Linked DNA regions of Homo sapiens: region 1 is linked to region 2. Evidence: chromatin loops called from intact Hi-C (ENCODE). Cell type or tissue: dorsolateral prefrontal cortex. All regions are shown on one strand. Links, peaks and the distances in the headings refer to the core of each region. The heading gives the core; the rest is flanking DNA. Region 1 has its middle 370 kb from the start of TRK-TTT1-1. Region 2 has its middle 240 kb from the start of TRK-TTT1-1.

Region 1 (6,498 bases), core at 2,644-5,143, 130 kb after region 2:
GTCCCCTCTGACTCCACCACAGTTCTCCTCTTGGGATGCAGTCAGATGATGGCCATAAGTATGTGTGCATGTGCGTGTGTATATGCAGGACAGTGACAGCCAAGGCTCCATGCTACTAGTAATAGTTTAAATTAAAACAACAACAACAGCAACAAAACTTGCCTCTAATTTTATTCCAGGGACCTAACACTTCCACACACGGAGGTTCCAGGGTAGGGGCTGCGCAACCACCAGCCATAGTCAGGGTAGATACCCGACTTTGTTTCTCTAAAATGCAGAGGGAGCTGCCCCCTCCCCACCCACCGCCACCTCCCATGCCCCAGCTCTTATGACCCACGGAAGGCACCGCCTGTCCAAATCAGAATTACCTCTTTTCTAACACTTATTTTTCTTTAATTCTCTGTGAATGGAACCCCCACTTTACGATTTGTGAATCCACTGTTCAACCTGGACAAGTTTTCAGTAACACATTATGTACAAAATAAAGGACTGTCTGATTTCTTTTTTCCTCATTTTGTTATTTGGATTTCTTTCTTTGTTTTTGCAGAATTTTCCAGAATAGGTGTCAATTTACTTTGTAAACATTGTGCTTAATTGTTTGCAAGACTGCAGAATAACTGGCACGAAGTGAAGTTATTTTAGACAAGAACAAACAATTTGAATATGGCAGTTAGTGGGGAACGGAGAACAAAGACTGGAGTTTTATTTAAAGAACAAGTCAATCACGCCAATAGAAAGACAATGCCTAGGCTCCTTCCGTGTGCACAGCTGAAAAGCCCCAAGTTGCTCTGTTTTAAAACGTGTGAAGATATTCAGCACAAAAGGCCCGGTTTTGAACGTCGATAAAAGAAATTCAGGAAGAACTACTGTGGTTCACAAAGAAACAAAGCCTTTGCCACTGAGGAAACGGATTGTGTCCTGTGAAACCCAGTAGTCAAAGATGACAGGGTCTGGTCTTACAGCGGTGTAGAGAATCAAGAAATTGACATGGAAGTCTTATGCAAACCAACTTAACACATATTCCATCAAATATGTTAAATGCATCAGACAAGGAATAGGAAATATTGAAAACCCAAGACAACAGCTCTACAAAGATTGCTCTCCTCGTATCATCTGCCTTCAATCCCCGCTTCTCACAGCAAGATACCCTGTATTTTTTAATCAGTGGGTTTACTTAGAATGAGATTCCAAGTCAGCAGTCAGCAAACATTTTCTGTAAAGAGCCAGACAGGAAAAATTTTAGGCTTTCTGGACCACTAGGTCTCCTTCGCAGCTACTCAACTCCACCTCTGTCGTATGACAACAGCCACAGACAGTTTGTAAACAAAGGGGCGTGGCTGTGTTTCAATAAAACTTTATGGACAATGAAATCTGGATTTTGTGTAGTCTTCATGTGTAACAAAATATTCTTTCAATTCTTTTTTCAACGATTTAAAAATGTAGAAATCATTCTTAGCTGCCAGGCCATACAAAATTAGGCAGCGGGCTGTGGATTGCCAACCCTTCCTGTGTAACCCAGAAACCCTTCAGTGACCACCATGAAATATTACCTGGTGCAGTTCTAAGCGACTATACTTTCAAACAAGTGTTTCAGAAGGACAGATGCCTGCAAAGAATACAGAAACAGGAGTGGCAACCACATGAAATAACAATAAGGTAAGAAAAAAATGAACAAACCATAAAAAGAAAAGAGGTACAAAATGCAGTGAAATGTATGGGTCCAGGTCCCAGATATGATGAAGTTATATGACTGGGGGGGTTGAACAGGACAGCTGTTTTGCTACTGGTACTTGGACTTGGTTGAAGGTAGGGTTTGACAAAAGTCCCAAATAAGAAAGCATGACCCTGTTCTTATGAGTGAAGATGAGAAAAGGAAGGAGACAAGGAGATCATGAAAATAATGAAGACATTGAAGGCCAATACTATGGAGACTTCCTATGTGACAGGAATTATTCTAAATGCTAAATATACATCACTTAATCCTTATAACAGTCTTCTAGGCTTTATTATTAGTCCCATTTTATAGATGAGAAAACTAAGACCCTGAGATGATAAATAACATGCTCGAGGGAGGGATGGGGGGATGGGAAGATGGGTAGAGGGATGGAAGGATGGACAGACTGACAGGAAGATGATAGACATGATTGACAGACGATAGAGAGAGATCAGATAAGTTAGGCAGACATGTAGATGATAGGTAGATGGATAGGTAAATGATACTAGATGACAGAGATAGACAATACAGAGATTAGTAGACAGATGATGGGTAGATCAATGGGTAGACAGATGGTAGACGGATGGATGGGATTGATAGATGGATAGGTAGGTAGGTAGGTAGGTAGGCGGATGGTAGGAAGATGATGAATAGATGATAGATAGCCCTCCAACTCTAAAAATGGGGCACTCAACCCCACACTCTGCTGCTCTAATGGGCAATAGGGGAATTAACAAAAGGCTGCTGGAACCCAAAATGAGGGCTAAAGAAGGAAGAGGTGGTAGGAGCTCCTCTTTTTTATAAGCAGCCATGCACTGATACCCTCTATTCTTCCAGGAGGTTAGTTTGAATGGAGATTTCCTGAAGGAAGTGAGTTTGAAGTCATTTTGAAATAACTGAAGGAACTAAATATTGAAACATGCACGCGACCATAGGAAGTGCGTTCGTGGAGGACCTGGAACCAGGAAAAACAAAGATTCAGAGGCGATTTGAGAGTGTGAAGATGATTTGAAGAGCCAGACGTTTTTTCTCTCAGATCTAACACAGGAGCAGATTTTCAAAAACACAGGTTCTACAAACTGCCTGTCTTTGATATCCAGGAGGAGCTCATCTGGAATGCAAAGGAGCTAGTACAAGAAGCACCTTCCTTCCTGGGTGGTGAGACCAGCCCCGTGCACTTAGCGAGTGGATTTTAAATATAAAGAGATTTGTGTCCAGTTATCTAGGTGGCCACTGGAATGACAGTAATTCACACCAAACCACATAAGGAGGAAACATCATCCATCTTCATTTTTTAGAAAAAAAAAAAGCAGCTTTAGAAAACCAGATAACTAGCCCTCAATCAATTCCGAGTCAGCAGATCTATTTACTCTCTTCTGATGCTGTGTCACTCGATTGAGTCTTGCTGGCTCCGTCAGGATTTTTCCAACATGCGTTGTCATGGATCAAAACCTTCCAGCAACTGTCCTTTGTCTCTCAAAATAGTGTCTTTTCTCAATCCATGAAGTAAGGCATGTCTCACTCAGGATCTGCTCAACTGATTTTGAAAAAGATGCCAAAATTCTTTTTTCTCTTTTTTTTTAGAGACAGAGTCTCACTCTGCCACCCAGGCTGGAGTGCAGTGGCACAATCTTGGCTTACTGCAGCCTCAAATTCCTGGGCTCAAGAGGAGTAGCTACTCAGCCTCCTGAGTAGCTGAACACAGGCATGTGCCACTCTGCCCAGCTAATGTAGAGACAGGGTCTTACCATATTGCCCAGGCTGTTCTCTAAATTCTGGACTCAAGCAATCTTCTCACATAGGCCTCCCAAGTGCTGGGATTGCAGGCATGAGCCACTGTGCCTGGCCTGCAAAAGCTCTTTACTTTGAAAGCACATTGAAATTGTTCTGTACTTGGCAGCGGTGGTTACACAGCTGTATATTGCCATCAACATTCATGGATCTATACACCAAAGAGTGAATTTGACTGTATGCAAGTGATGTTTCCATTTAAGTAAGAGTCAAAGGAAAAAAAAATGAAATACTGAAATTTCTGTCTGGACACGGAAGGCTTAAAAAATAGGAGCGTCTATCCTCTCTGAGTATCTGCCTAAGTTTTCGAGGGAAAACATGAATGAGCCAATTAAAGATCTCATTTCTAGGTGACTGACAAATCACATTTGAGTTACTCAACTAGTTCTGGTTTGGGGATTGGTGAGTTTCACTGTATCAAGCTGTGACTCTGTTTAACCCAAGTATTCCCTCGAGGCCAATCTTGGCTGTCTCTCTTCAAGCTGAAATTGAGAGGCTTTGCGAGTGGCCCTATAAACACGCTAATGAATGAATGGACAACTAATTACCTTGTAAATATGCATGAATAAGCACAGGCCTCAGATGCCTCTGCAGTAAGCCAAATGTCTCGGCGCCCCCTTGCTACTTACTTGTGCATGAGAAAACGTGTGATATTCCTACGGTGGAAGCTCAGGCCTCTCATTCTCAGAGGCAAATCTTTCAATGTTGGTGGAAAAGGTCCTGGTATAGGACACTTTAAAAGACACATTAATAAAAATAACAGACAAATGTAGCCATGAAGAATAACCCATCATCCACGTTCCTACACCCCCATAAAAGAGTAAACTAACCTCTTGATTAAATTTTTCCAGCAAGGAGGCCCTTTTTTTATTTTAAACTTGTTTTTAAATAGTTTTTTTTTCTCCTTTGTTTATATATTGTAGGTCACAGTGATTCCCCTTAGTGCTCAAAGATTGCAGGGCTTTAAAAGCCCTTAAGGGGCCAGGCACAGTGGCTCACGCCTGTAATCCCAACATTTTGGGAGGCTGAGGCAGGAGGATCACCTGAGGTCAGGAGTTCAAGGCCAGCCTGACCAACATGGTGAAACCCCATCTCTACTAAAAATACAAAATTAGCCAGGCATGGAGGCGCAGGCCTGCAATCGCAGCTACTCAGGAGGCTGAGGCAGGAGAATCACTCAAACCCAGGAGGCAGAGGTTGAAGTGAACTGAGACTGCCCCATTGCACTCCAGCCTGGGCCACAAGAGGGCAACTTCATCTCAAAAAGAAAAGCCCTTAAGGATGACACTGCTTCCTGTCCTAGGAACATGAGCATCAAACTACAAAAACCAGTGTCGAGGGGGGATTTGGCTGGTCCCTGGAAAATGCATTCCCATGAGAGGCTTGCTGGAGAACAGCACCCTTGGCAGGCATTTGTAGACTTATCCTGGGCCAGAGAGACTCATCCAATCTGGTGTGTTGAATCTGTTCATAGTATAATTGGCGTCAATTATAATAACTAGAGTGACATCCCACATCCATCCTTTGGTGAATGAGCCAACTTCAGCAAGTTATTTAGCCTCCTGGGTCTTCAGTTTACTCATCTGTCTTATGGGACTAATAAAAACTACCTTGTAGAGTTGTTAGGAAGATTAAATTTGACAATGTATAGGAAGTGCCCAGTTCAGTGTCTAGTATATAGCAAGTATTTGATAAGTAATATTTATTATTATGATGAGATGGAGTCTCCCTCTATTGCCCAGGGTGGAGTACAGTGGCACAATCTTGCCTCAGTGCAACTTCCGCCTCCTGGGTTCAAGTGATTCTCCTGCCTCAGCCTCCCGAGTAGCTGGGAGTACGGGCACGTGCCACTATGCCTGGCTAGTTTTTTTTTTTTTTTTTTTTTTTTTTTTGGATTTTTAGTAGAGATGGAGTTTCACCATATTGGCCAGACTGGTCTCAAACTCCTGACCTCATGATCCACCCACCTCGGCTTCCCAAAGTGCTGGGATTACAGGCGTGAGCCACCGCGCCCGGCCAATATTTATTAGTAGTAGTATTAATAAGGCCCACCGGAAGAGTAAACTAATTTTGTCTCATTACAGTTTACACTCAATCTAGTCTAGACATGGGCTAATTTCAGTGGGGGCAACATTTCCCTAAATAGCAGTTGGAGCTGGTCCTACTCTCAGAACTGAGACAAGGACCAGTAGACACTAGACTCCCTTAGGAGCACTCAGGAGCTTCCTAGACTCTCTTAGGAGCACTCAGGAGCTTCCTATTTCCAGTCTTATTTTTTCCACTGGTCTATGCTCAGGACTGAACCTAGGCAATAAGCTGTTATGAAACTAGGGCAACGTTACTTGATATCTAATAGATAAAAGCAAGAGCTGGTGAGTCCTTCAAAACAGTGCTTCCCACAGCCTGGCCCACAGAACAGGCACCATGCAAGATACCCCTCAAACGCAATAGACCAAAGGAAAGTAGGTTTAAGAAACTCTCAAGGCCACATAATCCAATGGATTTCTTTACTGCAGAATATTTCAGTGCTGGAATTCATTGTGAAGTTCATATTAATTCAACACCCATGAACATCATATACATTAGGAATTTTTTTAAATCACAGGTTCATGGATATGTTAGATACCATCTAATCAAATCACCTCCTCAATGCATTCATTCTGTGATAACATCCTGATAAACAATGACCAATTTCACTGTTGGTGACGGAACTTAGTACATCGCTATGAAGTAGATTCCATGTGTAATGGTGCTAAAATTACAGGAAACTTCTTCCTTATGTTGAAACAGCTTCTGTCTCTTCTCAAGTTTTTACTCATACGTACTTTCTGTCATATGTATTTTGTCTTTTGGTGCCATCCAGCATGCAACTACAAGCCACATTCCTTCCAGGACTTGAAATTCCCAAGGGTTTTCTTTTGAGGCTAAACATTTTCTTCGACTGTTCAGTTCACTGGTATTTTTAATTTCCAGACACAGCATTGTTCTTGTTA
Region 2 (6,498 bases), core at 2,136-4,635:
TTAGAGCTAATTGTGAAAGGAATTTCTTTCATGCTTTTCAGTACCCAAATCAAAGAAGACGAAAGAACACAGACCTTGTCCATTTGGGGGTTGTTTTATTTAACTGAAGGGTTTAACTGTATCCATTCCCTCTCCCCAAAATGCACTCTCTGTCTGATATTTATGTATATGGGTCTGATATTTCAAGTCCCCACACACAGATGGACCCTCTACTCTCCAGAGAGGTGGGCCAAAAAAAAACCATCCCGTGAAGTTTAAATTGTGCATTTATAGTCAACGCATTCTCGGTATAAGAAAATAAAAAGAAGTCAGGATTTAATAATTATTGGCTGGGACTCCCATAGTAATATTTGTTTATGAGATAAAACTTAACAAGAAACGAACAGTGAGCCTTGTTATAAGCAAATAAGGCAGAGAGAGACTTTATAAATGCAAATCTCTGAATCTGGCAAAATCACTGAATGGAAATGGCCCGCTGCTGGCAGTTGACTCCATATGTTGGAGGTGACAGAGCCAAGGGGTCACCAAGAAGCAGTCTTCTGAAGTGGGGGTGCAGATATATGACTGAGGCAGACACCACTCAGCCAGAAAATCACACTGCACCTCTAGATTTGGAAGCAAAACTGAAAGCAAGTACAGCAGACACAGAGAGAGGAGAAAAAATAAGAGGCTGATGGAAAGAAACAATAATTATTTTCAGACCCAAGAGGGCCTTTCCCCTCCAAAGATGGATTAGGTGTGTCACCTAGAGCCATCTCAGCTGGGCTGTTTTCCTGTTACCTTCCAAGTGTTGCCACAGGAGGCTCAGGAGAGAGCTCTCTCTCTGGCTGGAAGAGATCTCACAGCAAATCTATAAAGGGGCCCTCCAGCCCCACCTACAGCCCTTGAGGCCCTGGCCCTGGCCACACTCTCTGGGAAACCCTGAGCCCAAACAGCCCAGGCAGGAAAGAAGGGGAAGCAAAAGAAAGCAGGAATGCATCAATCACTTGAAATCATCGAGTCACTGAATAAACAACCATTCTGCTCTCTTTATACCTGTGGCTCATACGGAGGATGGAGAGATGAGGGAGGAATGGTGAGGTCTGGTCCTGAGCCTAAGAAAACCCCCGGTTCATCATGGGCCTTATTTTCCCCAGCTTTGTCGCCACCAAGTTTGTGAGGTTGAGCTTGTGCTCAACAAACCAGCTGCAGTTTTAAAAAAAAACGAAGGCCCGTGCCTGGGCAGAGATATCCCAGGCTGCCCTCTGCCACCAAGCTCTGCCTGCCTCCTCGTCAGATGTCCAAGCTGCCCTTCTTCCTTGGGGACAAAGGCTGTCCTCTCCTTGGGGCCTTCTCCTCAGTGGGTTATCAGGGAACATCTCAATTCAAACCCAGGCCTCTGAAATCTCTGACCCTTCCCCAGCCCCTGCCCAGGTTGCAGGCTAAAGTTATCCTTCTCGGGTGTAATTTTCTCCCAGTTTGCTCAGGGAGCACAAGCCCTGTGTGACTCTTGATTTGGAGGGACATGCCTACCTCTTATGAGCCTCTCAGTGCCCATTTGGCTTCTTTGAGCATGGGAATCTGGTGGCCAGAGCAAGGGCAGGTGGCCATGTCTGGAAGCAGCTGGCCTTCCTGAAGGACTTGCCCTCTTTTGTACTGTGGAGCATATTCTCTCCACAGTACAAAAGGAAACCAAGTCAGGGCTGAGAATCAGCATCAGTGTTCTGCAAAATCAGCTTCCTTCACCCTAGGTATTTCTTTGTTTTCACCGTAAGAGGGGGGATATATAATCTTGGCTGCCCAGAAAACACAACATAAAGGACACCCCAGTTTGTGGCCCAGCAATAGGCAATAACTTTGCCTCATGCTGGAGAGACTACAGGCCATTTGCGCTAGCTTGAGGTCCTATGTACATTGCAGGGTGGGCTGTCTGCTGATGGGGGCTCCGCATTGCTCAGAGCCCTGGACTTTCCCATATGCAGGAGCTGGCCCACCAGCCTGGTAATGGGCTGATCTCCAGCTCTGGAACCTGGAGTGGAATTAGACACCAGCCACCCCATGCTCTCTTTTGTTTAGAAAAAGGAGAGAAAGAGAGAGAGAGTGAAAAATAAAATCCCCAATCGTTTAGTACAAGTCATTTTACATGCTGGGATAATGAAGTATAAAAATGCCTTCAAAGAACTGATTTCCTACTTTTAACTCACTACCAGCCAAGCTTTTTGTGAGGCCTCTCCGGAACATGCATTCCCGTCCCACTCAAACAAAAGAGCTGCGAATTCATTAAACTATTTAATTATGCCTTTTTATTTTTCTCCATTAGCAAGTCCTACCAGCACAAAGTAAATAAAGCCACCGTGGTCTTTCCCCAGCAGACACACTGACTGTTTTTATTCTTTATTCAGTTTATAATATAAAGGGCTATTTTTCCTCCTCCTCCTATTCTTGGCGAGTTTCCTAGCACAAACCCTGCAAATAGAAGCACCCAACTGTCCATGCAATGCATGAAGCTGGCGCAGCAGCATTCGGAATTGCAGGCACATACTCCAGACAGCTTTCAAAGTACCCGCAGCCAACGGCAGCCAAACAGCACTTTACAGCCAGGCACAGAAAAGATATTAGCTTTTTTTTTTTTTTTATACTCTAGTAAATTTGCTTTTTACATCTATTTCTTTTCAGAAGGGCTTGTTATTGAGCTTACTGTCCACAAATTCCATTGATCTCAGGCTGTGACTCAATCCATATGCTCACGCTTTGACACCAGCACAGCAAGCGAGCGATACAAATCCTGTTCAGGCTACAAACTTATTGATTTTATAGATTTCCCCCAAAGTTGTGATAATGATATATCATTGTTAAATTTGGTAGAACAAACTGCTTTCCCAATCTGTCAATGCGAGCATGAAAACCAATTCACAGCCTTGTTTAGAAGGCTTTCGCATCAGAAGAATAAGTACAGCCAGAGGAAGCAGATCACCGATACCCAGCGGCTGGCACCAGCTTGATGTATGATCCCTTCCTCACTGCCCTTTTCTGACCCGCGGCACACTGGGCTGCCAGACTCGTACTTACTGGCTACAATTATCCACAGTGATTCCTCCCTAGGATGCTCAGTATTAATTATTAACAACTGGGAGCATGCTGCTTGGGTGACCCACATCAGTAGGTTTTAAAAGACAATTTTGGTAATTTTCATACGCTATTCAGATGCAGTTGGATACATTAGGATCCTGGGCTTATTGACTTTAATAGGTCAATTTTTTTTTCCTGCAATTGTTCGCTCTCCCCCATCTTTAGGAAGCAAGGCAGCTGCTTCCAGCAGGGGGCAGATGTCAGACAACATTTCCCTTGGAAAGGACACATCTCCATTCCCAAGCACGGGTTAGGGGACTCCATTTGCCTCAACTTCAGATGCTTTCTCTACAGAGACTGGCTAGATCTGGGAGTCCTAGCAGCATGGTAGGATTCCACTAGCTTTATGTCTTCCTAAGGTATTTGTGTCCTCAAGTCTCCATCCAGCCCAGTGTCCTCCGAATCACCCCATCTCCCGATTCTCTTCCTGCCTGGGTATTCAAATGCTTTATGGCATGGAGACGTCTGCACGTGTGTGTTAACATTTCAACATGTGTGTTAGCATCTATTCCCAACTTCCTGATCAGCTAGAACATGCTTTCCACCATTACTGTGTGGTTTCCTTGGGTCATGAAGACTACGATTATTTTTGATGTTTTCCAAAATATCCACTTCCCCTCCTTTCCAAAACTTTAGTCTTGGTGTAGTCTCCCTTTTGTCTCATCATCTGTTCCTTGCTGCTTTTCACTTTCCTGCTCAGAAATTCATACCAGCTCCTCTCACATGGTAATCTATTAGTCCTGCTCCCGCTCATTTAAACAAAAACAGGTTAACAAAGCAACTGCAAACTATGCTAGAGTCTCATCTCCTCGGATAAAGTCCGGGTCTCTCTCTCTCTGAGAATCGTTCATTGCCTTTTAAAAATGCTTCCTTTTTCTCTGCCCTCCCTACCCCCATGAAGTTGCAGCTACCTCTCATTTGAGCATATAGCATCTGCTCCCAATCTGCCTGCTCGGGTCAAGCTGGATGACTAGAAATTGTACTTGTGTCACATGATGGTTCTCGGCTAAAATTCTGACTGCCGGCATCCCTGCAGTTTCATTTCCCATCACGTGCCTGCTTGACCTCAACATGGGTTGAGACCTAGGTTTCTTAGAGCCTCATGCCCCACAGGAAATTGACCTCACTGAAGAGCATCAAAGTGAAGAGCATCCAAATGAAATCAAGCATGCTGGCATAGTATGGCTATGAACAGACCCAGTTGACCGTCTCATTCAATTACCACACGGACGTAGACTTGCGTATCTTCTTTAATGCCAACAATAATTTACATCCTTATAACAACTTCATGCTGGCAATGGATTTTCATATAACTTCCTCACAACCTGTGAGAGAGCTTATGGAGGTGTCACCATCCCATTTTATAGATGAAGACACTGAGGCCGAAACTTATGATCATCAAGTTAGCAAGTACCACAGCTGGTCTTTTTTTTTTTTTTTTTTTTTTTTTTTTGAGACAGAGTCTCGCTATGTTGCCCAGGCTGGAATGCAATGGTGCGATCTCGGCTCTCTGCAACCTCTGCCTCCAGGGTTCAAGCAATTCTCTGCCTCAGCCCCCCAAGTAGCTGCGATTACAGGTGCCCGCCACCATGCCCTGCTAATTTTTTTGTACTTTTAGTTGAGTCGGGGTTTCACCATCTTGGCCAGGCTGGTCTTGAACTCCTGACGTCGTGATCCACCCACCTCAGGCTCCCAAAGTGCTGGGATTACAGGCATGAGCCACTGTGCCTGGCCCATAGCTAGTCTTTAAAGCTCTAGGTCTCCTGGCTCCAAATCCAGTGGTCTTTCTAACAGCATATTTCCTCTACATCTTAATTTTTTAAACAACCACCTGCATAAAACCTTTGCATTCCAGGTGCTCCATTTCCCTAACCCTACACATTGTTTGAAAAATTATTTTATTGACGTCTTTTGTCTATTTCCATCAACTTGTGTTTCATGGCAGTAATTAAGTTTTACGCTCCTCCTGCTAAGAAAAAAAGTAAATATAGCCATGGCCCACAAGAACCATCATTATGGAAATGACTTCCATTTCTTTTGCAGTTTAGGGGAGGGAATGGGTGGCTGGGAAGGAGTCATAAACTTACAGAAAAAAAAAATGTCCCTCAAGGGATTTGTGATATATTATCTTTTCAAAGATCACTAAAATGAGAGATTTGGAACGTAAAGAAAATTCTAACACAGCCCAAATATACAAGATTGTTTACAGCCACAGATTCAGCATGTAATTTCCACAGCCAGGATAAGGGAGTTTCTAGAAAAGCACCACAACAATTAAGCTGCTGGCCAGGAAATCGCAATTAAAAAGACGGGCTATTTTCCTTAATCCACCCCTTGCAACTTCCAAAGGATTTTCTAGGGTTTCTAGGACTCAGGACCTCCCACCTCTCAAGGACAGATGGAAGGATGCACCTAAGAGAACAATTAAAATTTTATGATGAGTAAGTTCCTTCTCCCCCAGAATTCTTACTCTGAACACACACACACACACACACACACACACACACACACACGCATGCACGCACGCACAGACCTAACCGCCCTCCTGTTCATAATTGAACCGGTCCGAGCGTGCAGGGCCTTCACACAGAGTGATGGCTTCCCCTGTCTTCTGCATTTGTTCGGCTCCTTTGGGAGGAGCAATTTACAGAAAGCATTATCGATTTTTGCCATAATAGGTACAGAGATGCCTCACCGTCCCTACTCAGCCGGCTCGCTCTCTGCATCACAACTGTCAGGCCAGTTTGTGAAGCCCCGTCATTATTTTTTTTCAAGTAAATCCATCATAAGGTTGGGGTAGGGGGAGGTAAGGGAAGCGATGAAAATAAAATTATTTTCACCTTGCCATATGAAAGAATGTTCACATCCTTCTTTGGAAATGAGTGCAAGCGCCATAGAACAGCAGAAAAAATAAAAGAAGAAAAGGAAATTTGCAGTATCTCAAGAAGAAAACCAGATGAAAGACAGAGATGTAGTTGGGACCTACCTGAACTATTCTGAACGCAGTTATACCTGGGCTCTAGCTTGCTGTCACTTCTCCCCAGGGGGCTAATGCACCTGCAGATATTGTCTTTAGTGTGGAATAAAAAGAAACAGGACATGCATTTATTTGTTTGCTTATTTATTTACTTACTTGTATGTGTGCATCACAGGATGGAATCTGCCCTGAAACTCTTTTCTCCAAAGACCACCCACCTGTAACAGAGACCACCGATTCCCATTTGACTTATTCCCTTTGTGCCAGAAGTTTCCTGATACTCCCTGCCCCAGTGCCCTCCTCACTGGTCACTGGAGGCCACCACTGTCTGGTTACTAATCAGCATGTGAATGTAAATATACCTAACCTCAAATATTTCTTAAGATGAGAACAAGCCTCTTAGAAATCACATG

What was found. Peaks named below come from ENCODE experiments on the same cell type or tissue, not always from the same donor. Only the 100,000 strongest peaks of a DNase experiment are listed, where the experiment ranks them.
Region 1: it touches region 2 in a loop (8-fold over the local background); 4 of 110 quality-filtered maps call a loop at or near these places.

The regions. Positions count from the first base shown.
Region 1 is chr16:73,842,536-73,849,033 of GRCh38, forward strand. It overlaps a transcript of ZFHX3 not described here. Among named protein-coding and RNA genes, the nearest start is that of TRK-TTT1-1, 370 kb to the left of the region's middle. In dorsolateral prefrontal cortex, for the core only: a CTCF peak has its summit at 4,119; a DNase peak (open chromatin) is centred at 4,106.
Region 2 is chr16:73,711,030-73,717,527 of GRCh38, forward strand. It overlaps a transcript of ZFHX3 not described here. Among named protein-coding and RNA genes, the nearest start is that of TRK-TTT1-1, 240 kb to the left of the region's middle. RefSeq lists an enhancer at 3,161-3,455. In dorsolateral prefrontal cortex, for the core only: a CTCF peak has its summit at 3,279 (motif pointing right); DNase peaks (open chromatin) are centred at 2,512, 3,004 and 3,312; H3K4me3 peaks cover 1,381 bases; H3K27ac peaks cover 1,119 bases.